2 separate regions of the Homo sapiens genome follow, and region 1 is linked to region 2. The links are chromatin loops, found by intact Hi-C in ENCODE. Cell type or tissue: K562. All regions are shown on one strand. Each heading gives the region's core, and the rest is flanking DNA. Links, peaks and the distances in the headings are about the cores only. Region 1 overlaps ZBTB7C (zinc finger and BTB domain containing 7C). Region 2 overlaps ZBTB7C (zinc finger and BTB domain containing 7C).

Region 1 (14,920 bases), core at 3,600-11,599, 300 kb after region 2:
AGGGCACATGACTTGTCTTGCTCAGCACCAAATCTCCCAGTGCCCAGCACACAGTACCATCGCAAGTGCTTAGTAAATATCTGCTGAATGAAGAAATAAAAAAAAATGAATGAATGAAAGTTAGCCTTTTCTGCCTAAGAAGAAGCCAGGGTCTGTTATAGTCACTCTCAATTATGGGCAATTTGCCTCCCAGGAGACATTTGGCAATGTCTGGAGACATTTTTGGTTGTCAGTAACTCGGTAAGAGGGGGTTGCTACTGTCATCTAATGGGTAAGACGCCAGGGATGCTGCTCAATGTCCTACAATGGACAGGACAGTCTTGATACAACAGATGAGAAAACTGAGGTTCAGAGAGGTAAAGCAATGTGCCCAATAATATGGCTATTCAGTGGCTGGGATGGGACTCACACTAAGATACATCTGATGGCAAATCTGTGATCTTACCTGACACCTTGAAGGGAAGTCCTAGGACCATTGGGGGTCCCAAGGGCATGCATGGCTGACAGTAAAGATATCAAAGTTATTCCATTAAAAATTTGCTTTTATTTGGATTTTTCTTCATCAATAAGATAAAGACAAGTAGAAAAAGCAGCCATTTTAGACCAAATATTTCTCCCCAACAAGCCTGCTTTGATTCCTGAAATTTCTCAATTAGATACTCTTCCAAGGCAAGAATCTCTGTACTTCTGCTATTCTCCCACCTACTTAAGACATCTTTGACCTGCCACCTGCTTATCCAGTTTCTGTCCATCTCTCAGGGACAGAAGGAGGGTTTCCTCCTCTGTGAAGCTCGGTCTGACCCCCTTAGAAGGGAGCCAATGCCTGACCTTCAACTACACGTGTAGCCTGTCCCTGCTCAGGGCACATGAAAGGAGGTCTCAGGCAGTGCCCACGTGCTGGGCTCACATGCCTGGGCTTCGGCCACATCTTGGAGATCCAGTCCCCTCCTGGGCCTTGCTACCAGCTGGCCAACTTCCCATGGTTCCCAGCCCACAGGGATCTTCTTGAGGCCATCCAGGCAGCTGGCATTCTTGTTCATCCTGCCTGCTCAGCCCTACCTACCCCGAACCCCAGAAGGCTTGTCAAGCTCCCTTCCTGGCCTTTGCTGGCCACCCCACAGCACTACGATGAGTCATATCATCCCTTGTGTCAGGACTCTATTTTACCCCTCCAGCAAGTATCCAAGTAAAGACTCTTCTGTCATGGTTTTATGCTCATTGGCTCTTAATTTCTAAGAGGCAGTAAAGGGCAATGTTCACCAGCATGACTTCTGGAGTCAGATTGCCTGGGTTCAAATCCCAGCTCTGCCGCTTTCCAGCTATGGGACCTTGGACAAGCTACTTAAATTCTCTGTGCCTCATGTGAAGAACAGAGATAATAATAGTACCTACCTCACAGCAATGTTGTGAGAATTAACAAGCTTAGCAGAGTCCCTGGCACACAGTAGGTACTCCATAGGAGTCAGTGCGGGTCATGTCACATGCTGTGTCCCTAGAAGCCCAGCTGTCCCAGGCTTCTGAAACAGTGTCTCAATCATTGGTTCAGCAGTGTGTTTTGAATGCCTACTGTGTGTGAGCCATAATGTGAGAATGGAGTTATATCCTGGGCTGTGGTGAACAGGACAAGCTCTTCCACGATGCTACGGGGCAGGGATGTCAATACATCGTAACTGATTCCATGTGAACCTTCTTGACCACAGAGGCCGATGCTAAATGTAATAGTTCTTCATTCGATTCCTATTGTCATCAACTCATCTGATATTCCCATGCCTGATTATGGACCCAAGAAGCTCTTGCATCAGGTCCTGTTCATCTGATCCTCCTTTTGTTATAACTATCACTCCTCTCGTCTCTTTATAAGTGTGAACCTAAGGCTCAGAGAGATTAAGCGAGTTATCCAAGATGACACAGTATTCAATGCATGGACTCAAAGCTAGGATTTCTGCTTTCCAGGCCAGTTGTGGCTGTCATGCTCAGCTCCAGGGGCATCATTCATAGGAAATGGAAACCCTAGAGTTCGGAGTGAGTCTAAGCAGTATCTAGCAAAATCCAGAGGCCTCAGGCCAGCAAGTGCAGACAGAAGTTGCTAAGAGTGAGCCTAGGGCAGTGGTTCTCAAGCCTGCCTGGGAATTAGATCACCTTGGTGCTTAGGCCCTGTCCAGACAAATTAGATCCGAATTGTGGGGGTCAGGCAGCAGCGTTTTTAAACCCCCTCCCCTGCTCCCCAACAGTCCTGAGGTTCAGCCTGCAATCACTGCTCTAGTTCCTTGTTACTCAAAGTATGGTCCCTGGACCAGCAGCATAGGCCTTGTTAAGAGGTCATTAGCACTGGCCTGGGAGCTTGCTAGAAATGTAGAGTCTCTGCCCTGCCCTATATCAACTCAGTCAGAACCTGCGTGTTTTAACTGCAATCTCCGGGGCATGGGTAAGTAGAGCTGGTCTTGCAAAGGACAGAAGCCACAGAATACAGATGTCATCCCGCTTGGACCCAGCCCTATTGTGGGGAGATTTCTCTGTGGGTGAGTAACATGGTTTGGATGTGCATCCCCTCCAAATCTCATGTTGAAATGTGATTCCCAATGTTGGAGGTAGGGCCCGGTGGGAGGTACTGGATCATAGGCAGAACATGAATGGCTTAGCACCATCTCCTTGGTGATGAGTGAGTTCTCACTCAGTTCATGTGAGATCTGGTTGTTTAAGAGTCTGGGACCACCCCCTTCTCCTTCTTGCTCCAGCTTTGGCATGTGACATGATAGCTCCCTGTCACCACCTGCCTCACCAGAACCAGAGGCCAGCACCGTGCTTCCTGTACAGGCTGCAAAACGGTAAGCCAATTAAACCTCTTTATAAATTACCCTGTCTCAGGTATTCCTTCGTAGCAACGCAAGAACGAACTAACACAATAAGGTTACCAAATTTAGTGAACAAAAGTACAGGATGCTCAGTTATATCTGAATTTCAGATAAACAACAAATAACTTTTTAGTATAAGTGCGTTCTGTGCAATATGCGGGATTACTGATAACTTCTTGCTTCAGTTCGTCTACAATGATCTTTCCCTCTAAATCCTGGGGAACATGGCAAAAGCAACCTTAAGACTTACCAATGACAGAGTCCCCTCTTAAAAGCCCCTCAAGATTCTCAAGTTATAAAGGGATGATTTTGCTCCCTAGGGTACATGTATCAATGCCTAGCTGCATTTTTAGTTGCCACTACTAAACTTCTCATTGCTTATCTGAAGTTCAAATGTCCAGTGAAGGAGGAAAAGGGCAGGAGAGCCCAGAGAGGAGACAAAAGGGTGGGGTCACTGCATATAGTGGCCAAGAGCTGCTAGGACTAGTGCACAGGATGATGGGAGGTGGCAGGTATGGGCAGTACTGTATACCCAATCAGGCACAAGACACAGCAGCCTCTTCCAGAAATCCCCTTCAACAAGGGCTCTCCAGCTGAGCTTCCTTGGAGACCAGGGAAGGAAGAGCCCACAGTTGCCCCCACCCCTCCAGGCCAGCCCATCCCCTAGAGACTGCTGACAGCTGGGAGAAGGGTGCAGGCTGCAGGCCACCCGAGGTGCCCGCCCCGACCCTGGCTTTCATTTTTAATGAGCCATTTTCCAAGTGCTTCACAAGCAGGCAGGCAGGCATTGTTTGCAGCCAGCAGGGGAGTCCTGAGCCGGCTGTTAATGGGTTTCCCTCAGCTCCCCCTCCTGGGGGTCTGCACAGCCCCTTCGGATGAAAGGAGCCCTCTGCAGAGGGCATGGTGACCATGGGCATGGCAGCTTCTGTCCTCTGTTCGGGCTGTCAAAGCCTACCCCAATCTGCCTGGGGAATGCCTTCATGAGTGCCAATTAGAGTTGGGACAAAATGTGTGTGATTTCAGAAGCCAGGGGAGTTGAGACACTCGGAACACAGCAACTTCTGCATAAAGCAGGTACCTAGAGAGCTGACCCTGAGAGGATCACCAGTTGAGAGGAACTCAGCAACAGCTGGAGTTTGCTGGGGGTAAATTGGCAAACCAACGCTGGATGAGGCTCACAGGACTCGGGGATTTTTGAAAATTCAAAACCCCAACAGGACACAGGGAAATGGCGGAAGGTTTTCTGTGATCTAGTGAGGAAAGCAAAGCTGAGGGATCACGTATCTGGATTCTCAATGGAGTGACGGTCCTCCCCACAGGGACTCATGATGTCCAAGGTAGTCAGTTTCTCCTCCCACTCCCTGCAACCCCTGCCTGGTTTGAGTGCAAAGGGCACTGGCCTGGTACTCAGGAAGCCCCAGCTTTGCCACCTACTAGCCTGGGGACCCCCAAGAAACACCTCCCACATTGGGCCTCAGTTTCCTCATTTTGGGCAAAGTGGGAGGTAACGAGGTAGACTGGAGCCTGTGTTCAGCCTCAAATCCCACACTCCCGGTAGGAAGGGTGGCTCCTCATGGGCGTGGATAGATCAGCCTCTCCAGGGGGCTGCACAATTGTGCTCCACCCCCATCCCCACCCCATCCAACTGTTCAGAGAATCTCTAGGCTGGTGAACTCAATGGACCTGTCCAGCTCTGATACTTAGGGGTCTCAATTAGCTTCTTGCCCCCTACCCCTAAAGCATAACTCAACTGGAAAGATGTATAATCAAGGCCATGGAGAGGCCCTGTGGATGGAGGATAGCCCTTCAGGTCTACCTAAGCACGGGAAGCGCCCAGCCCCCGTAAGAAAGGATCAGCAATTTTCACTGTCCTCACTCCTCTTGTCTTCAGAGAGCCACAGCATCAACTCTCCAGCCCTAGAGACCTGGCAACAGGCTTCCCACTCTCCCACCCACTCTCCCACCCAGACCCTGCCTCACACCATCAACCACCTGGACACCCGGCTCCTGCTGGGCTTAAAAGAACACTCCCTTCCTCATGTTTTCCCTTCCTTACAGACAAAATAGAATTGGAATTTTCAAAAGAATGTTACTAAAAATCTTCATGGAAAATAGAAGGGGATTTGTTTTAGTTTTTGTTTTAAAGGACTTTGAAAAGAACAATCCTTCCATGTATGGGTTTAGGAGTAGGAGCTGCCTGAAGTGGGGTCACAGGTGTCTGAAGAGCCGGGACCCCATCTCCCCACCACTCCTCCTCCACCCCCAGCCCCTAGCCTGAGCAGGCAAACACAGGCTGTGATGGTAGCAGGAAGGCCGCTGCAGCATGGGGGTGATATCATTTGGATGTTTATCCCCTTCAAACCTTACGTTGAAATGTGACCCCCAGTGTTGGAAGTGGGTTCTAGTGGGAGGTGTTGGACCATGGGAGTGGATTTCTCATGAATGGCTTGGTGCCATGCCCTTGGCAATGAGTGACTTCTTGCTCTATAGTTCACAGGAGAGCTGGTTGTTTTGAAAAGCCTGGCATCTCTTGCTCCCTCTCTTGCCATCCATATGCCAGCTCCCCTTGCCTGCCATGATTAAAAGCTCCCTGAGGCCTCACCATAAGCCAGGCAGATCCTGGTGCCATGCTTGCACAGCCTGCAGAACTGTGAGCCAAATAAGCCTCTTTGTAAATTGCCCAGCCTCAGGTATTCCTTTATAGAACTAACACAGGAGGCAATGAAGAGACCTCGTTCTACGTGGTGATGAGCAAGCTGCCACACCTCTCTGGGCCTCAGTTTCCGACCCTGTAAAATGGGGATATGTGTATCCATCACACATGATTGCTGTGAGAATTGTGTGAAATAATTCACGCGAACTTGTCTTGCACATAGAAGACACTCAACAAGCCAGGTGCAGTGGCTCACGCCTGTAATCCCAACATTTTGGGAGGCCAAGGCAAGGGGATCACCTGAGGTCAGGAGTTCAATACCAGCCTGGCCAACATGGTGAAACCCTGTCTCTACTAAAAATACAAAAATCAGCCAGGTGTGATGGTGGGCGCCTGTAATCCCAGCTACTCAGGAGGCTGAGGCAGGGGAATCACTTGAACCCAGTAAGCTGAGATTGCGCCACTGCAATCCAGCCTGGGCGACAAGAGTGAAACTCCGTCTCAAAAAAAAAAAAAAAAAAAAAAAAGACACTCAAAAAATGTGGCCCTTTCAGCAGGCTTGGCTAAAAACTGCTCCTAGACAGACATCACAGCCAAAGCTAAAGCCTTTAGTGGAGCGGGATCTTCAACTTGTGCCTCAGCTCAGCCCTGACCTCAGTCTCTGGCACAAGGCAGTGCCTACTGTTTTGACCCAGCTCCCTAGGCCAGCCTCACCCCGATCTGATTCCAGAAACAAAACGTCTCCCCAAATGTCCTGTGTCCCTGATGCCTTTGCTCTGAGGATGCCAGGTCGAGAGCTTGTTTGCAAAGTACAGGGAGGCACCAGTGTTTTTGGCTGACTGGATAGGTTCCTCCTAGGTGGCTGCCACGTGCCAAGCTTTACACATGGCATCTCAGTGAAACCTCACAGCAGCCTCGATGTGACATATACTATTACCATCTCCAGCTTATAGGCAATACAAGTCAACGTCCCAGGTCCTGCAGCTATTGAGGGCAGAGCCAGTGGTTCTCAATCCTGGCTAACAAAAAGGATCACCTGGGGAGGCTTTGAAACATACAGATCCCAGGTCCATCCCCAGATATTCTGACCCTGTAGGTCTGGGGTGGGCCAGGGCATCAGAATTTCAGAAGATCCCAGGGTCATTCTAACATGCAGCCTGGGTTGAGACAGCTCGCCCGACATTCAGCAGACCTTTCCCCTCTGCTGGAGGACCCCTGCCTCCTTCCTCACCCCCTGCCCATCTCAGGGGCCCTACTGAGGCGCATGCGCACTAGCTATAGCCCAGCCCTTCAGTCGCCACACATGCCCTCAGCTCCAAGGCTTCCAGGCCCTCTAGATGGGGAAACTGAGGGCTGAGGTGGACTTGTGACCCATGGAGGCCTAGCTGTTTGTCTTCTGCTCTCTGCCACCCCCTATTGATGACAGCAGAACATGTCCCTTGCAAAAAACAAAACAAAACAAAAAAAAAACCTAAAAAAACAACCAAAAAACAAACAAACCAAAACTCACTTCTGTTTTCTTCCTCTCTTCCTCCCATAGGACTGGTTGGGAACCAACCCCCCCTCACAAGTCCTCCCCTGCCCCCATCCCTCCAGATGAAGCCTCTGGGCTAGAGGCCCACCTGCTTGGTTCTTGGGCTTCTGGCTTCCTGGAGAGGCCCCTTCTGCCTTCCCGGCTGGTCAGGGAGGCAAGTTCCACACAGCCCCTTGCAGACCCATGCTGCCCTAGACCTTGAATCAGTGCTGGCATGGCGACAGGCTGTTCCTCACACTAGGAGGGTCGCATCTGCGGCCCACGTCCTCCCTCTGGTCCAGCCCAGCTCACAGGAGCCCAACACTGGGCTTGGGCCCAAAGCCTCCACAGTGTTCACTTATTTGCCTGAACTTGGCCCTGCTGCATACACCCCCTGGGGCAGGGGCGATTGTTCTCAACAGCATCTATTGTTTGCTGAATCCTGTGCCCAGCCCTCAGGCTCCGCACCACTTTCATTGGTTCCTAATATTCAAAGAGTCTCTCCCCAAGAAGGGCACTCCTGAGTGAGGCCCCCGCCGTCTTCTGGGTCCCTGGTATGGAGGGGCCCCAAGCAGGCCCCTTCTTCCCAGAACCAACATGTCACAGGTTCCAGCCTGTTCCCCTCCCCTGGCAACCAAGCCCAAGGGCTCAGCCTGCTGGAGTAGGTTCTGAGCCCCCACCCCTGTAAACACAAGGCCCAGCTGCATTTTATTTTAATAGAGAGATGGACAGAGGGCTATGGGAGACAGAAGGATCTTAGCAAGCATCAGAGAGTAAGGTCGCTTTCTCCTACCATAAATTTTGTGTCAATTAACGAGTATTCATGAACGATGCCAGAATGCCTCTGTGTGTGTGTGTGTGTGTGTGTGTGTGTAACCTTGATTTGTAACCAAATCAGTGGGGCTTCCTCTGGGGCTGGTGGTCTGGGAAAGTGTGTGTGTGAGCTCATTCAGGTGTTCATTTAGAGAGACAGTGTAGTACAAGGTTAGAAGCAAGTTTTCTGGAGCCACACACACTGTGTGGGTTCAAATTCTGCCTCTGCCCCTTTAAGCCATATGGGTGTGATCCTGGGCCAGCTGCTTACCTTTTCTGTCTCAGTTTTCCTATCCGTTAAATGGGGTTAATAAAACACTCAGCAGAGTGCCTCACACAGAGAAAGAACTTAATCGATGTTAGCTACGATTATGACCTTGGCACTATGGGGGGACGTAATGCTAAATATTCACTCCACACATGTTTTTTATAGTCAAAAGGAAAGCAGCATGGCACATGCAATGGTGTAGGTGGATCTGAATACATTATTAAGTGAAAAAGGCTGCAGTGATTACATACAGCATAACAGGCTTTGAACAAGGCTAAAAGTAATGATAATAAAATGTATATTTTTAGGAATATATATAAGTGGAATAAAATGGTTGCCGTGGGAGGCCCGGGAATGTTTGGATGTAGGCATTTGTCCAATCTTAGCTTTGTTTTGGGCAATGGGTTCTTGGGTGCTTATTACATTAATAAAAACAACCAAGTAAATACATAATTAAATAAAGGCAGCCCACACACAGACCAATAAAGAGACTGTCACATGCCAAATATTGTGGTTAAATACCAATAGTTCAAAAGCAGGGAAAACAGAAACAAATACACAGAGTGACAGTTGCAGGCTAGAAACTGTCTGGGCCGTGGGTTTATATCAGTGAATAGAATAGAAAAAAATTCCCAGCCTCTGGGAGCTCACATTCCAGTGCAGGGAGATGAGTAAGCAAAAGATAAAATGTTGATATCCAAGTGTGTTAGGAAGAGAAATGAGGAAGATTCAGGAGACAGGAAGTAGACAGGCAGAGAAGGCTTCACCGAGAAAGGGACATGCAAGCAAACTGGAGAAGAAGGAGAAGGAGGGATCATGAGGGTTCTGGAGGCCAAGCTTCCAGGCAAAGGGCATATCCCAGGCCAAGGCCCTCAGGCAAGAATGCGCTAGCACAGGGGGTTCAGTGTGGCGGGAGTGGAGCGAGGGGGAAGTGGGTAGATGGGTAGGTGGGAAGATGGAACAGGTCATTTGATTCTTGCAGGCTGCTGTGGGGACTTGGCATTGACTGAGTGACATGGTGGGGAGAGGGCACTGGAAGGCTCTCAGCAAGGCAGGAAACATCTGACACATGTCAGAGGATCCTGCTGTCCGCTGCGCCTAGGAGAACTGGGGGCAGAGGCTGGGAGGCCAATCAGTAGGCTATTGTGCTAATCCAGGTGAGAGGTGACGGCTGCCAGCACCTGAGAGATGACAGTGGAAGAGGTGAGAAGCGGCCAAACCCCGGATATCATGATGACACAGCTGCTGCTCTCCTGGGGGCTCCCAGGCTGACAGCCAAGGCCAGACATGCAATATAAAATCTACCCTAAATGCTATATCAGAGGCCAAGCCCAGTGGGCACTTCCTGTCTCCTTCCCTCCCTTGCAGTTCTGAAGGGCACTTGCCAGCTGCAGGAAGTGCACTGGCAGCTGCGGCCCTGCTTCTCAGACCCCGGCTCAGGCGGCCACCACCTCTGATTCCACATGCTCTTTCCCAACTCCTCCTACAGCCAGCCTGACCAGAAACCCTGACCATCTGTGCGGCCAGGGGGCTGACTATCCTTCCCCACCCAGGGCCTGCCAGCCCCATGCCTGCCTCCCTGAGCTCCAACCAGGGGTCCTGTTGTGTCCTCATTATAGGCCTCAATGTGGCCAGACTGTCAGAGCCCAGGAAGGTTTAGGTTTTATGTCAGTGGTTCTCTACCTTAGCTGCCCATTGAAATCACCTAGAGAAATTCATAAATTATTGGTGCCTGAGTCTCACCCCACGACTGTTATAATAGGTCTGGCATATAGCCTCGGCACTGGAATTTTCTCAAAGCTTCCAGGTGATTCTAACATGCAGTCCAGGGTGGGGAACCACTGCTCAGGTGGCCTGGTCTAGCTCCCCTGTCCCTCTCCCTTGTGGGTGTGTCATGCCACAAGCCTCCATTCAGCCACTTGCTCTCCCAGACAAAGCCCTGGCTGGTGCATCCTCCACAGATGTGAGGCACCTCTGGAGGGCTTGCTCAGCCCAGAGATGAGCTGACTGTACCCAAGCTGGCAGGCACTGTGCTGGGTAGAGCATGTACCCACCTACCTCACATGATGGGCTGGAAACTTGGGACTTTTTGCAGGACCGCCTCGCAGCCTGGAGAGTTGAGTGGATATCCAGGACCACCAGCTTCCCCAGGCTGATTCTAAGGCCAGAAAAGCCCTGCAGCTCAGATATCTGCAATCAAAGCTGCACTGGACTGCTTCCCCTCCCCAGCTCCTCCCCATCCCCATCCTTGCCCCTTTAGGACGAGGACTTGGAATGCATTTTTATTAGACTTTCCCTAGGTGAAAATGGTGCTGGGCTAGGGGTGGGGAAACTGGATGGAGTGTGATTTACACTTCCCCTGCGTCCTCACACCTCCCAAGGGCAGCCAGCCTCAGCAGCCTGCTCACAGAGCCACTGAAGATGGGCTGCACGGTGCAGGCTGCGTGCCGATCCGCCCCAGCCGAGAGCAGCATCTCTGCATAAGCACCCCCATCTCAATCTCCAATGAGCTGGAGGCTGTTTGGTAAATGGGATGGAAGGAGGAGGTGGATGCTGATGTCTGTAAGGTTCTGGCAAAGCCAACACTCAGAGAAATTACTCTTATTCCCCAGACCCCATTCACAGCGGATCAGGCTGTCCCTATTATATTTTATCTTTGCTCCAAACAGCTCCTTTGATTCACACCTGCCTCTAAGTTCTATCTCCAGGCCTCCATCCCTGCATAGCCCCAAACAAGAGAGGCCATTTTCCCTAGAGAGAGGCTTCCTAGCTTCCTCCTGCCCCTCCTTAGAGACGATGGCCTTCATCAGATTAGTTTCCAGTGGACTTGGCTTGCCCATAGCCCTCCTATAAACCCTAAGCAGGATTTCTCAATCTCAGCACTGACACTCTGGGCTGCTGTGTCAGGTGGGGAGAGGAAGGGAGGCTGTCCCAGGCATTGCAGGATGTCTAGCAGCATCCCTGACCTCCACCTACTCAATGCCAGCAGCACTCCCCTCCCAAGTCTGGGACAATCCCAGACCTCACCACCAAATGTCCCCTGGAAGAGAGTGGACAAAATTATCCTGGCTAGGAAACACTGTGCTATAGCAATGTGACGGGAGGCCTCAGGAAGGCAAGAACCATGTCAGCACTTCTGAGAGACAGCTCAGCGGGTGGCCAGTTCAGAAAACCAAGCTCTGATAATCAAAACATAACAGATGTTGGCGTGGATGCGATAAAAAGGGAACACTTCTATACTGTTGGTGGGAATGTAAACTAGCGCAACCACTGTGGAAAACGGTGTGGAGATTCCTTAAAGAACTAACAATAGATCTACCATTTGATCCAGCAATTCCACTACTGGGTATCTACCCCGAGGAAAGTAAGTCATTACACAAAAAAGATACTTGCACTTGCATGTTTATAGCAGCACAATTCGCAATTGCAAAAATGTGGAACCAACCCAAATATCAGTCAATCAATGAGTGGATAAAGCAACTGTGGTATATATATATATGACGGAATACTACTCAGCCATAAAAAGGAATGAATTAATGGCATTCACAGCAACCTGGATGGGATTGGAGACTATTATTCTAAGTGAAGTAACTTAGGAATGGAAAACCAAACATCATATGTTCTCTTTCACAAGTGGAAACTAAGCTGTGAGGATGCAAAGGCATAAGAATAATACAATGGACGTTGGGGACTCAGGGGAAAGGGTGGGAGGGGTGACAGATAAAACACTACAAATTGGGTTCAGTGTATTCTGCTCGAGTGCACCAACATCTCACAAATCACCACTAAGGAACATACTTATTTAACCAACCACCTGTTCCCCAAAAACCTATGGAAATAAAAAATTGAAAGAAAATATCAATTTAAAAAAAAGCCAGACTCTGCATTAAGGAATGGTATGATCTTGTGAGGAGGTCTAACATCTCTGGGCTTCAGTGTCACCCTCTGGCCAATATTTGTACAGGGCTGGTACTATGATAAGTGCCTTCTGCAGGTTTTCTTATATAATCCTCACAACATTCCTCTGGGGAAGGCGTTGTCCCTATTTTACAGCTGGAGAAATTGAGCATGGGGGAAGTTAGGCAACTTGCTCAGGAGCACACAACAAGACAAAGCAGTTTGACTCCAGAGCCTATGGTCTCACCCATGTGGGTCTTATCCACGGTCTGTACTCCCTCCCTTAAAGCTGAGGGTGGGCCTGAGATGACCACCAAAGTCCTTTGCAGTTCTATGACTTTGCCATTCTTTTGATTTTGCTGCTACAAAATGAGGGTTCACTGGGGATCCTGTATTCTTTGTATTTCCCTGCCCCTTTAGGACACAGCTTGCTCATACCTTCCTTCACCCAGTGATTTAACATGCTCCTACTGTGGGCTGTGCAGTGAGTAAGGATCCGGCAGTTCAGTTGTCAATGAGGTGTGCAGTTTACCCTCCAGTGAAGAGGCAGATATTAAACATCTACTTATAACTGTAAATAAATGAGACATTTATTTACAACTGTGATGCTATGGTCTGAATGTGTGTATACTCCCAAAACTCATATGCTGAAACCCTAATCGCAATGGTGATGGGATTAGGGCCTTTGGGAGGTGATAAGATCAGAAGGGCAGAGCCTCATGAATAGAATTGGTGCCTTTTTAAAAGAGGCCCCAGAGAGCTGCCTTGACCCTTCCACCATGTGAAGACGGTACAGGAAGGCACCATCTATGAGAAAGTGGGTCCTCACCAGACACCAAATCTGCTGGCACCTTGATCTTGGACCTCCCAGCTTCCAGAATCGTGAGTAGCAAATTTGTTGTTTGTGAACTCTCAGTCTATGATATTGTTACCACAGCCCAAATGGACTAAGAAGCATGTAAACAGGGGCCCAACCCAGCCCAGAGGGCCAGGGAATGGACCATCTAGCTGCCCTCTGATGGGTGAGCTGGAGTCAACCCGGAGAAGGCAAGGGAAGCCATCACCCCAAGAGAGCAGTGTGCACACCACCCTAAGATGGGAAAGAGTACTATGAGCTGAGCCAGGATCTGGGGTTCAGGTGTCAGTGAGGCATGCAGTTTACCCTCCAGTGAGGAGGTGGATTAGGAATTAAACATCTATTTACAACTGTAAATAAATGAGACATCTATTTACAACTGTGATGCTATGGTCTGAATGTGTGGATACCCCAAAAACTCACATGTAGAAACCCTAATCCCTAGGGTGATGGGATTAGGGCCTATGGGAGGTGATGAGTTCATAAGGGCAGAGAAACCAAAAGGGAAGAGGATGCTAGAGGAGGCTGATGAGGTGAGCAGAACCTTGTAGGCCCTGAGAAGAATATCTTACCTTTATCCTAAAAGCAAGAAGAGGCTATGAGAGGGTTTAAATAAGAGAATGACATGCTCAGATAAGCATGCTTAGCAGAGCAATTCCTGTGTGCTGCGTGAAGACTGGGTTGGGCTGGGGATGGTGGCAGGAAACGCCGGGGGACCTGTCTGGGCTGGTCCAGGGAAGGGGGTGGTGAGCTGGACCACATGACGACTCAGGAGCAGAGAGAAGTGGCAGAGTCCAGAGGCATTAACACACAGAGCGGGCAGAGCCACCGTGGATGTGATGCGAGAGGGTGCGTAGAAGCAGGGTTAGCAGACAGGAGGACAATGGAGCTGTTTACAGGACAGAGTCAGTTCCCAGGGCTGTGGGGACTATGTCGGGAGCTCCCTTTGGCCACACTGAGTTTGAAAGGTGCTGTGCATGGTAACATGGGATTGAATGACTGATTGGTCTACTAACTGATTAATTGATAAGTGATCCTGAGACCTCTTTCTAAGATGAAACTCACTTTGAGGACCCTGGCTGACTCAGATACACCCTGGACAAGCACAGATAGAAAACAAAGAAGGCACACATGCAGCAGGAATGCCTTGGAGGGGAAGAGCCCACATAATGGAAATCTAAGTTATTATTACTATTACCTTATCAGATCTGACAAGATCACAGTCAAAGGTGGGGCCGTAGCAGCCTGTAATACAATATAAATGGGATCTCTGGTGGCAGTTGGCCATTGCATTGATTCTTATTCACTCAGAAGCTAAATCACAGGGCTAATATGAAACATGTGTGAAATACCCCTTTTTCATGCACTAGCAATGAAAGGCTTTCACAAATCTGCAGCCAAATGAATGTACTTACTGAGTAATAGGAATGTGCACATGGGCATCATTTTATTACCACATACAGGCCAGCTTCATCAAAGCTTTGATTTCACATTGAAGAAAGTGCTCCAGCTACCCAGGGAGGTAAAGGATTGCCAGCACAAGGCCCCAGGTTGGGAAAGTGACTTTTGATTTGATATCCAAGGCCTGAGGATTTCAACAGTGTGCATAACATCATTTGGTTGCTTGTAGAACCACGGAATGTCAGCATGGGACAGTATCTCAGGTCATGTAGCTCACCTGCATGACAGGTGAAGAAAGGGCTTGTGGAGGGTCACTTAGTTCACCAGCAACAGATCAGGGACTGGAATCCATCCTTTGACTAGTGTAGGCCATGGCCATTCCTACCACTGGATTCAGGACCCATAAGTCTTCACCAAAACCACCATAGGAAATGACAGCAAAGACTATTATCTAACAGCTCAGGAAGGCAAGCAAAGGACACGGTATCTTGGCAAGCATTTCGGTTAAAGTGCTGGGGGACAGAGCATAAGGACCTGGGAACAAAGTCTTGTTCACTTATCTGTTTATAGATAATGCATACTCTACCAACATCTTTTTTTTTTTTTTTTTTGAGATGGAGTCTTGCTCTGTCACCAACTCTGGAGTGCAGTGGCACAATCCTGGCTC
Region 2 (14,920 bases), core at 2,508-10,507:
GCAGTGGCACAATCTTGGCTCATTGCAATCTCTGCCTTCCAGGTTCAAGAGATTCTCCTGCCTCAGCCTCCCAAGTAGCTGAGACTGTAGGCATGCACTACCATGCCTGCCTAATTTTTGTATTTTTTAGTAGAGACGGGGTTTTACCATGTTGGTCAGGCTGGTCTTGAACTCCTGGCCTCAAGTGATCCACCCGCTTCAGCTTCCCAAAACGCTGGGATTACAGGCGTGAGCCACTGCGCCTGGCAGAGAGCTATCCTCTTAAATTGTCTCTAAACTTCGCTTGTATGTCCTGAACCTCGTGAGACTGTGAGATGCTCTGCTCAGTTTCTCAGTCTCTTGGCAAGTCAGCTAGGGTAATTTGGTCCCAAATTGCTGGCTCCCCATCAGTCAAGGGGAAAAGTGGTCCCACATTTCTGGCTCACCTTTCTTGGCTTACTTCTGGATTTTTCCCCACAAATTCTTGCTTCCTCAATTGCTTTCTGATGCCTTCAAGCAGTATTGTTTTTTTAAAATTATTTTTTTCTAGAATTTCTAAATGATATCAATGGAAAAGTTGGTCCAAGATATCCTAACTGGCAACTGATGGAAGTGGCATCTTCAGCTCCATTATATTTAAGTGATCCAAAATGGGTCAAAGGCTGGGGACATACGGTGGCAAATTTTCCATGAAATTCCACATAAGGAAAGATCCCTGATGAATTCTTAGACATCATGGATACTGAAAAACTGACTCAGTCATTTAAATCTTACTTTTTTGTAGCTGTTGAAGCATATATACCCACTTGGCAGGTTGACAGGTTGCTTTTGTTTCCCTTCACTTGTGAGTGACTGGATTACCTTGCCATTCCTTTTTTCTGTCCCTTGCCCTGCCACCACAACCATGCTTTTTGCTTGATCCTTCTCTCCTAGTCCTACTCCAGGTACATCTGAGGATGCTGCATCTCCCACCTTCCAGCTGCTACAAGGGCCAGTGTCAGAGCATCTTAGAGAGCCTCAGAATACTGTGGTGTGGGATTAAAAAATACTTGTAAGGGAGGCTTTCCAGTTACTAATGTGAGAAAGGTCTGTGTATTTTACATAAAGTAGTATGTGTGCTTTGTGAGCTTATGTTTTCTTGCTAGGAATTCTGTTTCTGGACTTGGCGGGAGAGTGGTCCTGAGAGGAGACACTGGGGTCACTCGCCAGGCTCACACATCCCAGACCTATTGTCCGCTTGTTGCCCAGCCACACTCCTCTGCATCACCATCTCCACAGCACCCTCAGGGCTTCTGGGAAGCTGCCTCACTTCATAAATCAAGGTACAACATTGTGTCTGGTCATGGAAATTTAATTTATCTTTAGGCAAAACTTGGAACCAGGCACATATATCTACTTAGGCCCCTCAAGTGTTCACTTCAAAGGCACTTTCCATCAGACTGCACTCTCACCCTCATTTCTCCTCTTTCCCACCTCTCCAGTAGGAAGTTGAGTGCGGAGAGGATGGTCACCCTAGAGAAAGCCAGTATTTGGACATTCCTAGCCAGATTCTATTCAGCATATGGACATGAACTGGACACGTCTACAGACAGATAATCTATCCAACATGTAGAATAAAGTGAAAAATGAAGTGGAAACTGAAAGAAAGCCCACAAACTTGTTCTGTATCTGCAAGTAAGGTAAAATCCATGAAAAAGAAAGCTTCTTACCCAGAGCACCGCAGATGCAACTCCAAGCCTCAGTGATAATGTTGCAGGTGTATGCGTGCGTGTCTGCATGCATGCATGTGTGCATGTGATAGAAAAGAATATTTAGCAAGCTCCCCCATACAGGAAAGACAAAAGTGGAAACAGACCTGTGTGCTCTTTGGTAATGTGGCTTGAATGGCCTTTCCAGTGGGTTATTTTGGTCCTGGAGTGCAGTCATTCTCAACAATGTTTACATCAAGCAACCTTGGATCCTGCCCATGCTGCCTATTGAGCAACTTCAATTCTGGAAAGAGATGAGGATGGCCTTTGATTGGGAAATTAGCTTCTTTCAAATGCGGGCAGAGGCATGGAATCTTGCAGTGTGGGAGTGGAAAGAAATCTTGGAGATCATCTTGTCCACCCCCTCATTTTCCAGATCATAAAGTGCAGGCTTGGAGAGTTGAGGTAACTTTCTCAGGGTTGCACAAAGGATCAGTGGCAGGGGAAGTCTTGGAAACCAGCCTCCTAATTTCTGGTAACCCTATCAGTCTATCCTTAGCAATGATAAAAAGGGATTGAAAATAATAGATGATTAAGGAAATTTTCAAAATCCCCAAATCATAATAAGAGGCTTTGAAATATGAAACTCTAAACCAATGGTTAGATCCTGTTATTGGCATTAGAAGCCGTAATCACGTTTCTTTCTCATACGAAAGGATGAGAGTAATGGGATGTGACCATTTTTCTCAGGTAGAGCACACCATGTACTCCAAACTGTATACTCTGTATACATCGAACAGTATACTCAAGCTGCGTCACTTTTGGGTTATCCTGCATTCATTCACACTTCTGTTTGTGAAGACACATCCATTAAGTGAGTACTAGTGTGAGGCAGAAGCTAAGAGGGTCAGGAACATCCTTTTCCAGTCTCTTGGCAGCTAAAGTTGGGGTACCTGTGTCTTGGCCCTGGCCATTAGGATGTTCCTATCTGGGACTTTGCATCTGGAGAGAGTAGTGCAGATGACACAATAGTCATGCTTCTAGTGCTGCTGGTGTTGGTGCCAGGGCAGCCCCCTAGCAAGGCTATTCTTGGGCCATCACCTTGACCCATTTTATTGATATTCTGCCTCTGTGTGTGTGTGTGTGTTTTTTTTTTTTTTTTTTTGAGATAGGGTCTTGCTCTGTTGCCCAGGCTGGAGTGCAGTGGCATGATCTCGGCTCACGGCTCACTGTACCTTCCACCTCCTGGGCTCAAGCAATCTTCCTACCTTAGCCTCCTAAGTGGCTGTGACTACAGGTGCATGCTAATTTTTAACTTTTTGGTAGAGATGGGGTCTCACTATATTGTCAGGCTGATCTTGAACTCTTGGGCTCCAGCAATCCTCCTGCTTCAGCCTCCCAAAGTGCTGGGATTACAGGCGTGAGTCACTGTGCCCAGCCTGTCCTGCCTCTTTCAGTCACTGCCTGCTTCCTGAGGCTGGCTCTCCAACTTCCTGTCAGTCTTTTGAGCTACAGTATCCTTTAAAGGAATCCCCTTTCTGCTTAAGAGTTGGTCTCTCCTCACTTGTATACAAGAGCCTTGGCCGATGCATTGGAAGAATGAACACCCTCTACAAGTCTTTGCATGTAGTGCTTTTGCTGGGCTCTCTTTGTTATGTATGTCTCACTATAAAGATTAGAGAGACGCTTGTCTTTGATGTCCAAATCAAATAAAGTTGGAGACTATAATTAAGTTTCCCCAGGACCTACAGCCTTGCCCCAGGGAAAGGCATTTTAAAGGTCAGTGCATCTCAATGTCCAGCAGGTTACCCGGTGGAGCCTGCAGAAACTTGTCTGTAGGGCACAAGTGTCTCTTCTGTCATAGGTCCCCATTCAAGGAGGGACCAATGTTGGGGCCCAGGACTAGTTATACAATTGATGAGACCCACCTTCAGGCAAGAGGATGTTTAGTGCAGCTCCCAGTGTCACAGGGAGGGGCTTGACCATCCTCCCCCATGTAATTGACATCAGGACCCAGGTTGGTTTATGGGGATTCCACAGGTGTTGTAGGAAATCAGCCTGAGGGGACAGTGTAGGGGTTGGGGTCCCACTGGGGAGGGAACAAACCAGTGTTTGGACACCTGCCTCTCAGATGGCCCTGTCCACCTGCAGGTGTGACCTTGTCCTTCTCCTGAATCCCTCCTCTCTGCTGGTCCCCAGAGCAGCCTGTGTGTACAAGGACGTGGTGCAGAGTGGAAAGAGACCTCACATCTGTCCCCACTGCACCTGCCTGAGCCTGCTCCAGGCCTGAGCTGCACAAAGGAGTGTAGAATGGGAATGTGGTGATGGGGGAGAGATGGAAGCTTTGATATTAGACTGGGCCGAGCTATTTAAGTAACTGAAAGTGAAGCTTTTCTTATACCTGCATGTGAGTGACCTGAAAAGGTATGGAATCCTCTAGAAGTGTAGAGAGTTGGAGAAGGGAGAACCAGCAGAGTGGGGTGAAGGGAAGTGGTGGGAAGATGAGGACACTTCTTGCCGGCCGCCTACAGAGGTCAGCTCCTTTAATCACATGAAGTCAAAATGCAAATGCAGCCTCCAGCCCACCCCTCCTCCATCCAGACTTCCACACATCACATCTTTCCTAAATAGAACTTACGGAACCTCCGGGTCCTGGTTCCCAGTGTCAGTCCTTCACCAACACTTGCAGGGCCTGAGCAAGAATACCAGAGGTCCACATATCACAGGGCTACATATTTAAACATACAAGCCAAGCTAACAAGCTGTTCATTAAACTGTGTTCTATCCTCCTACCTTGGCAAGCAGACCTTCAGAAAGACCTGGAAAGCCAGGTTCTAGTTCCAATCTTCAGGGTCTTCTGAATTCTGGGCCAGAAAGTCATCTTGGGGATAGGGGGCAGCACCAGTCTACAGCCCTTAGCCTGCAGCCATCATCTTCCCTCTCCACCCTTGGCTTCGTCCTGTACATCCCCAGCAAACAGCCACCCTTGTCTGTGCCTCAGCTTCGGGTTGAAGACTCCAGTAGCAGTCTGCCCTCAGGAGCAGGATCTGGGGTAGAGGCTCCTGCAGGTGCACTGTAAGCAGGCTCCCTCCTCCCCTCCATCCTGTCCTCCCTTCTACCCCAACTCCCCTCCTCCCCTCCCTCCTCTCCTCTCTTCAACCCGACTCCCCTCCTCCCCCTCGTCTCCTCCCTTCTAACCTGATTCCCCTCCTCCCCTCCCTCCTCTCCTCCCTTCTAACCTGACTCCGCTCCTCCCCGCTCCTCCCTTCTAACCTGACTCCCCTCCTACCCTCCCTCCTCTCCTCCCTTCTAACCTGACTCCCCTCCTCCCTTCTATCTCAACTCCCCTCCCCACTTCCTCCTGTCCTCCCTTCTACCCCAACTCCCCTCCTCTCCTGCCTCCTCTCCTCCTGTCTGGCCCGACTCCTATCCTCCCCTCGCTCCTCTTCTCCCTTCTAACCTGACTCCCTTCCTCCATTCCCTCCTCTCCTCCCTTCTAACCTGACTCCCCTCCCTCCTCTCCTCCCTTCTACTCCAACTCCCCTCCTCCCCTCCCTCCTCTCCTCCTTTCTAGCCTGACTCCCCTCCTTCCTCTCCTCCCTTCTACCCCTTCTCCTCCTCCTCTCCTCCTCTCCCTCCTCTACTCCCTTCTAACCTGACTCCCTTCCTCCCCTCCCTTCTCTTTCCTCCCCTCCCTCCCTTTCTTCTTTTTTCCATTTTAAGAACACAAGAAAAGCAAAGGAAAAGGGGAAGGAAAGATCAATAGGTATAATTACTTTAAATGTTATTGATGTTAAAAAGGAAAAGACACCCACACTTTCAGGCACCTACTGAGTGGCAGGAAGGGCCAGTGTTGCGCATGTCCCACCCAAACCCCACGGGGACTTTCCAGGTAGGTGTTGTCACCTCCTTTTTATGAGTGAAGAAGAGGCTAAGCCAGAACACTGAGTGACACTGGGACTCTTACCCTGACAGAAGCACTGGGTCAGTCTGCCAGCACCCCCCAGGGTGGAAGGCTAAACCTGAACTGAGACTGGGAGTGTGGGAGCCTCCCAAATACTTTCCAGCTGACAGGAGCTCTCGGTCTGGAGGAGGATGTCAAGTAGTGAACCCTTGTGTTCCCTGGATGTCCACAGTGGCACATTTTGCTATGTCCTTGCTACCCCCACAAAGGCCCCCCTGCTTGGGAGTCCCAGCCATTTGGAAATGAAAATGCACTTTTGCATTTCCGAGTGTGGCTCCTATGGGAAGGATGTTGAAATGGCAGAATAAAAAAAATTTTAATTACAAGACACACCCGACTCTGCAGTGCTGATTGAATTCAGGAACCCCATTTTGGGGAGGGAGGTTCAGCACAGAGCTGACTACTCAGCAACAGCAGGGAGGTATGGATTAAAGGCATCCTGGGCTCCGAATGTGACGAGAAAGCCTCTATGGCTGTACTTGCTGCTGAGGGAGAGAGGGGACCTAGACCACCCATGCTGATGAACCACGATGACCAGCGCTTACAGTTAGGAAGGCAGTGTTCCCTTGACTTGGGGTGGGTGACACCGTGAAGGAGTATTTACCAATATCTGTAAAGGGCTGAGGTATCAGGAGGAAGACCGCCGGAATGTGCTTTGTCTAAATAGACTTCTGTTCCTAGTGGGAACAGTGGGCCTCATTCTGGTCCTCCACCTCAAAGAGGGCAGGGCGGCACCGTGGTCCGGGGGTTAGTGGCTCTGGGTTCCAGTCCTGGCTCTGGGGTTAGTGGCTCTGGGTTCCAGTTCCGGCTCTGCTAGAGCTTGCCTGGTGGCCTTATCCTCACCATTTTGCCACTTGGAGCTTCAGGCCTCTCATCTGCAGAATACGGCATGGCCATATCACGTTTTGAGGCCCCCCAGCATTAATGAAACTCTTCTTCTGTTGGAGAATTGACATCATGAATCTTTCCTTCTCAGGCCAGCGGAGCCAGGCGCTTGCTTTCCCAGGCAGCTGCGATCAGGTGGGGGCATGGGTCTTGGGCTCTTCCAAACAGATGCGCCAGCATTAGACTTCACGCTGCGGAGAGCAGTGTGAGGGAGTACAGAGTGTGGCACCCATTTTCCCAGGAGACACTGGTGGAGAGGGGGGCCACAAGACAGAGTCCCCATGCCCAGGGCCTGAGCTGCAACGATCTGACACAGTGTGGCTTGGGTGGTTCTGGGCTTCCTTGTTTCCAGGCCGTGTGCTACCCCTAGTCCACTTGGCGACTTTGTGCAAATTAGACGATTAGGCACCCCTTCAAGATGCTTTACTGCCCTCTGCTGGAAAATTCTTTAGTACACAAATGTACCAATCTGTCTAGGGTGTGAATGGCAGCCTCTAAATGTAGTGGTGTTGTGTAGTATGCAACCTGGACAACTGATCTTGGTGGCTCTGCCGGCCTGACTCTCTTCTGGCTTTTGTGAAAATTCTGAAAGAGACTTAATTTCCTATAGTAAATGCCTTTTCTACTTAAGCTAGCTGAAGTGGCTTCTGGTGTTTGACGAATAACTCCGACTGATACGAATAGGGATGCTGATACATGCCTCCTGGGGCTGAAACCAGATGACTCATGGAAGCAAGGGTCTCCAAGAAGGCATAAGGCACCTATGTTACTCAGAGGGTTTGTACTTCATTTATTAATTGTGAGAGGAACATGGGAAAATGATCTAATTCACGCTATCTTCCTTCCTTATTCTGGAAACCTATTTGTTTATTCTTTTGTTTTTGTTGTCAGGGTCAGCGTTCATGGTTAAAGACGGGAGCGCAAGGATGAAAATGTGAGTGTGCATTATACATATTCCAGCAGGGTGACCTGTGGGGAAAATGGCTTTGCCGGGTCTTGCTCATGCACTGTCGTGTCTCCTATTGTTACAAGGAGAGATGACATCAGCCTATGCACCATTTGTCCAGTGACTGAGTGTGTGTGTGTGAGTGTGTGTGTGTCTGGCTGCAGATAATGTGGCCAGGTTCCAGGTTTTCCAGGGCAAATTTGAGATGTTTTGTTTTTATATGTCAGGCCCTTTCTGGACCCATACGTTTTGGTTTAGGCCACGTGGGCACTGCCACTCAAGGTCATAGCAGCCCCTGCCTAGGGTGTGCCAAGGAGGAAAAAGGAGCAGGATCTCCCCAGGGAATCCTCCTTCCATCAATTTATGGAAATTCCTGTCTGACTCAGTCCTCAGCCTTCAAACCTGAAAGGAGCGAAAGGTCCCACATTCCCCATCCCTTTCTGAGCCAGGAAGTGGGATGAAGGAGGGATGGGCGGGAGCTGCGAGGCCAGTAACTGTTCAAGGGTGCAGTTTCAAGGCTCCTCTGCCCAGAGAAACCAGGCTTGTCTGCTGCTGGCAATCTGACAGTGCTTTGCCGAGGGGCCTTTCTTTCCACCTTGAATGAGGAGCAGGGTGGCAAAGGCCAGGAGAGGGAGCCATTGAATCACGTTCACATTTGATGACTCCTTTCAGGGCAGGTTTGGACAGAGGGGAGGGCAGAGAGAAAGGGTGTCTACACCCAGAGGGGTAGTTGTGTTAGGAAGAAGGACTTAGGAGCAGAGAAAAGGAGGACACAGGGGAGTTGGGGAGGGAAATTCACTGGATACAAACCTCCTCATTCTGGAATTTGTCCCAGGATGTCCCAGGTCCTTGGAGGTCCCTTGGCATGAGTGTTGCCTGGCACTTCCCTTCCATAGGGCCCCCCACACCCGCTGGCTCATGCTTCTAGCTGGGGCACTGACCCTGCTGCCCTTATGAAGTCCCAACTTCACCCATTCTCAGAGGGGAAGGGCCACGTACAGGGCACCCGGCTGTGCCCTGTTCCGGAAGTGCCCTTTACATGCTGGTTGCCTGTTCTGCAGTAAGCTCAGAGTTCCCTCAGGGAGGAAAAGCTGTCCAGGCCCCAGGAAAGGAGGAGTGGGGTCTGTAAAGGGCTCTGTTCTTCAGGAAGGGGCAGACTCTGGGTCAGATAAAGGCCTGAGATGAGGGTCTTATTTCCCATTGGGTCTTTACTGTTCTCTTGTCACATGTTTGGGGGCTCTAAATAAGAACCACGGCTTTTCTATGGAGTCCCCTTCTCTGGCCCCAACTTGCTGCAGGTGACTGGTTTAGGGAGAATGGGGTCAGCAGCCCTGGGCCACCACGCTGAGTTTTGTGAACCTGCCCAGTGCTTCTTTTTCACTCGTCACCCAACTCCTTCTGGCATGATTCTTCTTCCATGGTCATATGGTGGATATGTATTCACCTTTTCACAAATTAGATGGAAGGAACCCTAGAGACTCTCTTCTCCAGTATTCTTTTTTTTTGTTGATACAGGGTATATCGCTCTGTCACCCCAACTAGAGTACAGTGGTGTGATCACAGGTCACTGGAACCTCAAACTCCTGGCCTCAAGCAATCCAATCCTTCCTCCTCAACCTCCCAAAGTGCTGGGATTACAGGCCTGAGCCACTGCGCCAGGTCTCCAACATTCTTGAGAGGCAGTGTTGAACTCTTGTGCTGACTGAGAGCTCACTCCTTCACGAGGGACCTCGTTCCTCTTTAGGGCAACTCCAGATGTTAGGAAGTTCTCTTCCTTTTTTTGGGCACCCAGTTGCCTCCTGCAATCTCTCTCCTATTGGCTTGGGTTGGCCAAATTTTTGGTGAAAGTTTCCCCTCCCCAACACACCTGTTGAAGTCCCAAGGCCTGTTCATGTATTCCTTAAGACTTCTTCTCCAGGTAAGCTGCACAGGTTTCTTTGGCCTGTCTTCGGAGGCCTCATCCTCCTTCCTTCACTCCCTCTTCCCTCCACTGGAGGCTCCTTTGCTGTCAGGACCCCACCTCCCTTAGCACCTTGGGGTCCCAGGGTGCAGGTCACACATGGCCGGGCTCCATGGAATTCCCACCTGGCCAGGGCTAGAAGGAGATTTTACTCACAGGAGATCAGGAGCACCCAGGGGTCAAGGCCCACTGGGCCCAGTTCCCTTCCCCTTCTCCATCTTCACCTATGTCACTCAGTGGACACTGACCCCCAGAATGAGGACCACATGATCCTAGAATGGCCGAGCTGAGCAGAATCTTGACGAGCAGCTGGCCTTGCATTTCTTGCACTGGGCTATGCTTACCCCTGAGCCCTCAGCCATGGGCTGGGGCCTCCCAAAGCTGTAGGGTGGCCAAGGAACAGTTCGACTTCACTAGAAGATTCTGGGGAAAAGGCAAGTCACTTAACTGGCAAGTCGATCAAAACGATGTTTTTATATTAAGACAAATGTTATGTAATAGAATGCAGAAGCATGAATTTCAAAGCCAAAACAGGAGACTTCAGAGTTTTACACTACAGATAGGTTACTTTGGGCTATTTCTTTAGTGTTCTGCCCCCAATTTGCCAATCAGCTGGCCCCCTCTGCTGAGGGGTGTTTAGATGGAGAACTTCGAGAAGCTCTGATTACTCCATTTCCTTTATTACTAGAGGTGAGGGAAGGGAAGACCAGAGTGGAGGGGTGATTAGACTGAAGACACACAGCTTGGAGGAGTCTAAATTGGAAACCCGGATCTGTTCTTTTCTCTGTACCAAGAAACGCTGCATAGACGTTGCCTACTACAGCAAGAAAGGAATCAAAAATAGAAAAGAGGCTCTGGGTTGACCCTTGGTTTTCCAGAAATGCAATTCGAAGAACAGTGTTACCAAGAGTCTGGGCTGTGGGTTGTAAGTAGAGCTGACTCCATTCAATGACAGAAGTATATTCCTTTACCTTAGGTTCTTTTAGGATCTAATGTTCTTTGGGAAAGAGGCTCAGGTGAAGAAAGGAGGAGGCCGATGCCAGCACCGGGAAGTGAGAGGAAGGAGACCCAGATAGCAGCAGGGCCAGCCGGAGCCCATTCCGGATGCCAGGCTGGGGAACTGGCAGGACTTCCCTTGCTCACACATCCTGGGGTGTAGCTGCACACGTTTGTGAACACACGCACACACACGCACACCTCGCACTCAGGCCCACAGGTGCTGCAAAGCTTAAGATCCAACCATGCCTTACAAAGCTGGAATGTAAGAGACTACTGAGAATTGAGTTCTGCCCTCCCTACCATGCAACACCCCCAGATAACTGAAACGGCAATTGGAAGGGGGAATCAATCTCACCAGGTCATTAAGCAAGCATAGCTCACTTTTACTCAAAACACTGTCCTTTAAAGTATAAAATAAGGGTCAAAGGTTTTTTTTTTTTTCTTTGTTAAGGTGTCTTTGACATTATTTTAAGTTTATGACACCCAACAATTAAAAACCTTAAGACTGGCTTGTTGCTGTCCTGTGAACTTTCAGAAGTCACATCTCACAGAAGTGCAACTCTCAATATAATTTAATCAAGTCAATTAATACTGTTTAATAAATAGGCCAGAAAATTAGCTGAGAGTTTTTCTCGGCGGGATGTGGCGTGCGACCGAAGTTATGGAAGATTGTCCCTTGAATCACTAAGGCAAACTTTGTTGAGTGTCATTTTACGTAGAGCAATCACATAAAAAAAGAGTTATAAATAGAAAAAATTCCAAAGTTCTCCCACAGACAGACAGGGAAATTGAAACATCAAAAAAAAAAAAAAATTGAAGCAAAACAAAAACACAACCACCCCTCCCCCCACAACCCATTTGCTTCAAGTTCTTGATCATACAGTACTCAACATCTTTGGATATTTTACAATGTACAATTCCAAACTGCAGCCAAGAAAAAACAGAAAGAACTAACCAGTCATCTGAAAAATTGAGTTTATAAGAAGTCATCACCTTTACAAAATAAAAACAAAAGCCCCAACACCACTGGATTCCAATTTATTCATGTTTCCTTTTTTTTTTTTTTTCCTCTCTTTTAAAGTCTGGTTCAGCCCCAATCACTTGGCTGATGGGGGGGAACACGGGGGCACGTTGGCTGGTGGACATGGGCATGCTTCAGAGAAAAGTGTCTGAAACGAAGACAGGAATCTGAGAGGCGGCTGCCCAGGCAGATGACTTCTGAGAACAGAGGGTGTGTGTAGCAATCCTGCTGGCTGGAGTGGCATCCGGTGGTGTGAAGAATCAGGGGGTCTCTTCTGGAGAGTTGTGAGAGGGACAGAGTCTGTGCTCTTCTCTGGCCTTTTTGTTTGTTGTGTTTTTGCTCAGGAAAAAGCCAAGGCAACAGGAAGAGCTGAAGTCTCTTTGTGCCCATAGCACAGGGATTGGGGACTCCAGCCCTGGGCTCTCCCTGGGGACGAACCCTCCTCCTCTCTGGGCTGCTCAGAAACCAAAGCAAACTTGGCAAGAAAAGAGAGGGGAGGGAAGGAGAGAGAAGGTCAGGAAGGCACGGGGCCAGCAGAGCCTTCCTTTTCAGGACCTGCTGCAAATTCAAGAACCAGGAGAACATGTGACAACTCTAACTCACAGAGCCCTTCAAACCTCAGAGGCCTCCACCTCCCTGCACTGAGCCCTTTTGTCAAAAATGGGGAGCCAAATACTCCCACTTCATCCCCAGAGGGAGGAGGAAGGGGTTGAGGGGGTTCTCACACAGCAAAGGGGACCATCACTAGCAATGCCAAGGCCCTGAGGAACCCTCAACTCAAAAAACAAACAGATAAACCCTAGAAACCGGTGTTTTGTCTGTTGTCAGGAATCAGGATGAGGGGAGACTGTTGCCAGGTGTTAAGAGGTGGCCCCCATCTCTTCGATGTTGGCCCTGAGAGCCCCAAGACACTGCACAGCCTTGGAGGGGGCACTGGAGATGGGGGTAAACATTAAATAGCGCCCCCAGGAGTCCAGACATGAACAGCGGCCTGCAGGGAAGGTAGGGTAGCATTCTGAGTTCGCAGAGCTACCTGTGGGCTTTGCTGAAGCTCGGAAGCTCCCCTGATGACCTGATCTCTGTCTAGTCTGGCCATATTTCTCACCTATGCTAATATGCTAATATAGAGCTGGATGTGATAAAACTAAGTCCAGAAAGATAAACTGTTTCCCCATGGACTTGGGGAGTACAAAGCTTCTACCATCTCTGTGATTCTCTGGGGGGATAGGTGTGTATGTGTTTAGAGGTGGAGGGCGGAAACCTCAGTTACCAGCCCCTTCCATAGCCAGGTGACACTGAGCTACAGAGGGCTGACCTGTCAAGGTCACAGGACAGGTCAGGGAAGAAATGGCCCGGGCCTTCCAGAGCCTGGTTCCTGACTGGTTCCAGGAGGCCTCCCTGCCAACAGAGCATTTCTTTCTATGTGGCAGGTGGGTAGTTCTCAAAAAGACCCCGGGGCCACTGGAGACTGGAAAATGAGCCCTCAGAGGAGTGTTGGCAGAGACTTTGCCATAGGGGGTGGGGCTTAACCAAGGTGCATGCCCAGCCCCTACCTCCTCCTGCTGTGGCTGGCTGGGCACCAGGCCAACCACCCCCTGACCCCTCATGACTCACCCAGCTCCTAAGTGCCCCTGGGCACCCAGTTCTTTGTGGCATGGGCCGGTGCAAGTTTCTATATGAGAGCCAGAGAGACAGGGAGGGAGGCCCGGGCTCCTGGCCTTTTGGGAAAAGATGCCCGTCTCAGACCAGCAAAAGGAGGCAGCTGCTTTAGGAGCCCGGGAAAATGCCATCACTGATAGTATTATTATTATTTTCCCATTTTCCCTTTGTGTTTTTAAAATGAAAAGTTCAGATCCATGGGGTAGGGTAGAGTGGGCCTGGAGGGAGAAGGACTGGAGGGCTGGTGGGCTGGAGCCGACAGGGACCAGCCTAGTTGTTGGCTTCGGACATGGAGGCCACGTGGTTGAGGCCGGCGAGCCCAGGGAGGCCGGCCAGGCCGGCGGCCCAAGGGTCGGGCAGCGGGAAGTAGGGCCGCGCCGCCGCCACGTTCTCGGCCAGCGCGAAGGCCAGGAGGCCCCCCGCGTTCCTCTCAGCCTCCAGCTGCGCGCGCCCGAACAGCTTCATCTGTGTCTCCTCGAACTGCCGCTCCAGCTCTTGCAGGCTCAGGGCGCCCTTGGGCGCTGCCAGGAAGTGCTTGGCGGGGCTGGGGCCCGGGAGGCACACAGCTGCGCCGCCCAGGTGGCCGCCCACCTCGCCCAGCGCAGGGGGCATCACGAAGGCCGCCTTGTCGGGGGCCGGGCCGCCGGGCCCGAAGAGCAGGCTGGCGGCCCTCCACGCAGCAGGCTTGCGGCCGCGTCGGGGCCGTGCCATGCGGCAGCTCTGGCGCTTGATGTGGCGGTGCAGGTGGTCAGAGCGCGTGAAGCTCTTGTAGCAGAACTCGCACTGGTAGGGCCGCACGCCCGTGTGGATGCGCATGTGGTTCTTGAGGTCGTAGTTGTGCACGAACTTGGCGTTGCAGTGGATGCACAGGTAGGGCCGCTCCCCTGTGTGCTTCCGCATGTGGATTTTCAGCTTGTCCTGCCTGCAATGCAGAGACTGGGGGTCAGTCCCGCAGGGAACACCAGGAGCCATTCCTAACCTTTTGCTCCCCCTTTCTCCAGAACCAGCCGAGGCTCCCTACTGCCATGGAGTCAAACCCCAGAAATAGGTCTCATGCTAGATCTACCCTCAACTGCTGCCCCACCTTAGACAGGTATGGTTACTCACCTGGATTAAAGGGATGCGGAAAAAGCAGTGTCCTGAAAGCCCCACTCCCCCAAACTCCTTTTATACCCGAGCTCAGAGTCATGAAACTCCCACTCTATTAGGGGTTTATCTCACATACTGGGAAGATACTTCGCCAGAAGTCAGCATTTCTGACCTTAGTCCTCGGATAGTGCAGCGACTTCTGCTGATACTGGACTGCACTTTAATCTCATACCCACTCTCTCCAGGCAACCTTATGCTTTCCCTCCAGTTCATCTATATGCTTTGGCCCAAAGTCCCTGGTCCCATCCCAGCCCCCGGGCTATTGAGATCTGTCTGTGTTTGGCACTAATCTGGGAGGCTATAGAAGCTTGGGCACACCTTGTTCAAACCTCCTGCATGGTGGTTTCTTATCCTAAGCCTTGGGCTCTCCTCTTTGTCTGTAGACAATTTCAGGGTTTACAAAAGAGCCAGGTGCGAAAAGAATGCAGCCTAATCTAGGGCAAAACTTTGCAGGGTTTAAGTGGTATTATTCACAGGTAAGGTATGGTGTAGGGTGGGGGCGCCTGCACCTATTGGGGGTCTGGGAGCCTCTGCGCCAGCTGCAGACCCACCACCAACTTGCTGGTGACTTCAGGCAAGTTACTTAACCTCACTGCCCAGAGCTGAACCTGGTGCCAGACATCAATTCTCATTGTCCAGGGCTCATGGAAAGAACCTGGGTCTGTGTGAG

The links. Hi-C counts contacts between places; a loop is a spot of excess contacts. Peaks named below come from ENCODE experiments on the same cell type or tissue, not always from the same donor. Only the 100,000 strongest peaks of a DNase experiment are listed, where the experiment ranks them.
Region 1: it touches region 2 in a loop (4-fold over the local background); 2 of 110 quality-filtered maps call a loop at or near these places.

The regions. Positions count from the first base shown.
Region 1 is chr18:48,311,250-48,326,169 of GRCh38, forward strand. All of the region lies in intron 2 of ZBTB7C (zinc finger and BTB domain containing 7C), which reads right to left. Among named protein-coding and RNA genes, the nearest start is that of ZBTB7C-AS2, 66 kb to the left of the region's middle. RefSeq lists an enhancer at 6,805-7,306. In K562, for the core only: a CTCF peak has its summit at 6,926; no DNase peak of the experiment used is centred there; H3K27me3 peaks cover 323 bases.
Region 2 is chr18:48,015,889-48,030,808 of GRCh38, forward strand. ZBTB7C (zinc finger and BTB domain containing 7C) reads right to left here. Exons shown (of 5, transcript NM_001318841.2): 5 at 10,784-14,023. The coding sequence ends at 13,372. Among named protein-coding and RNA genes, the nearest start is that of SMAD2, 93 kb to the left of the region's middle. In K562, for the core only: CTCF peaks have their summits at 6,947 (motif pointing left) and 8,088 (motif pointing right); DNase peaks (open chromatin) are centred at 6,933 and 8,083; H3K27me3 peaks cover 1,777 bases.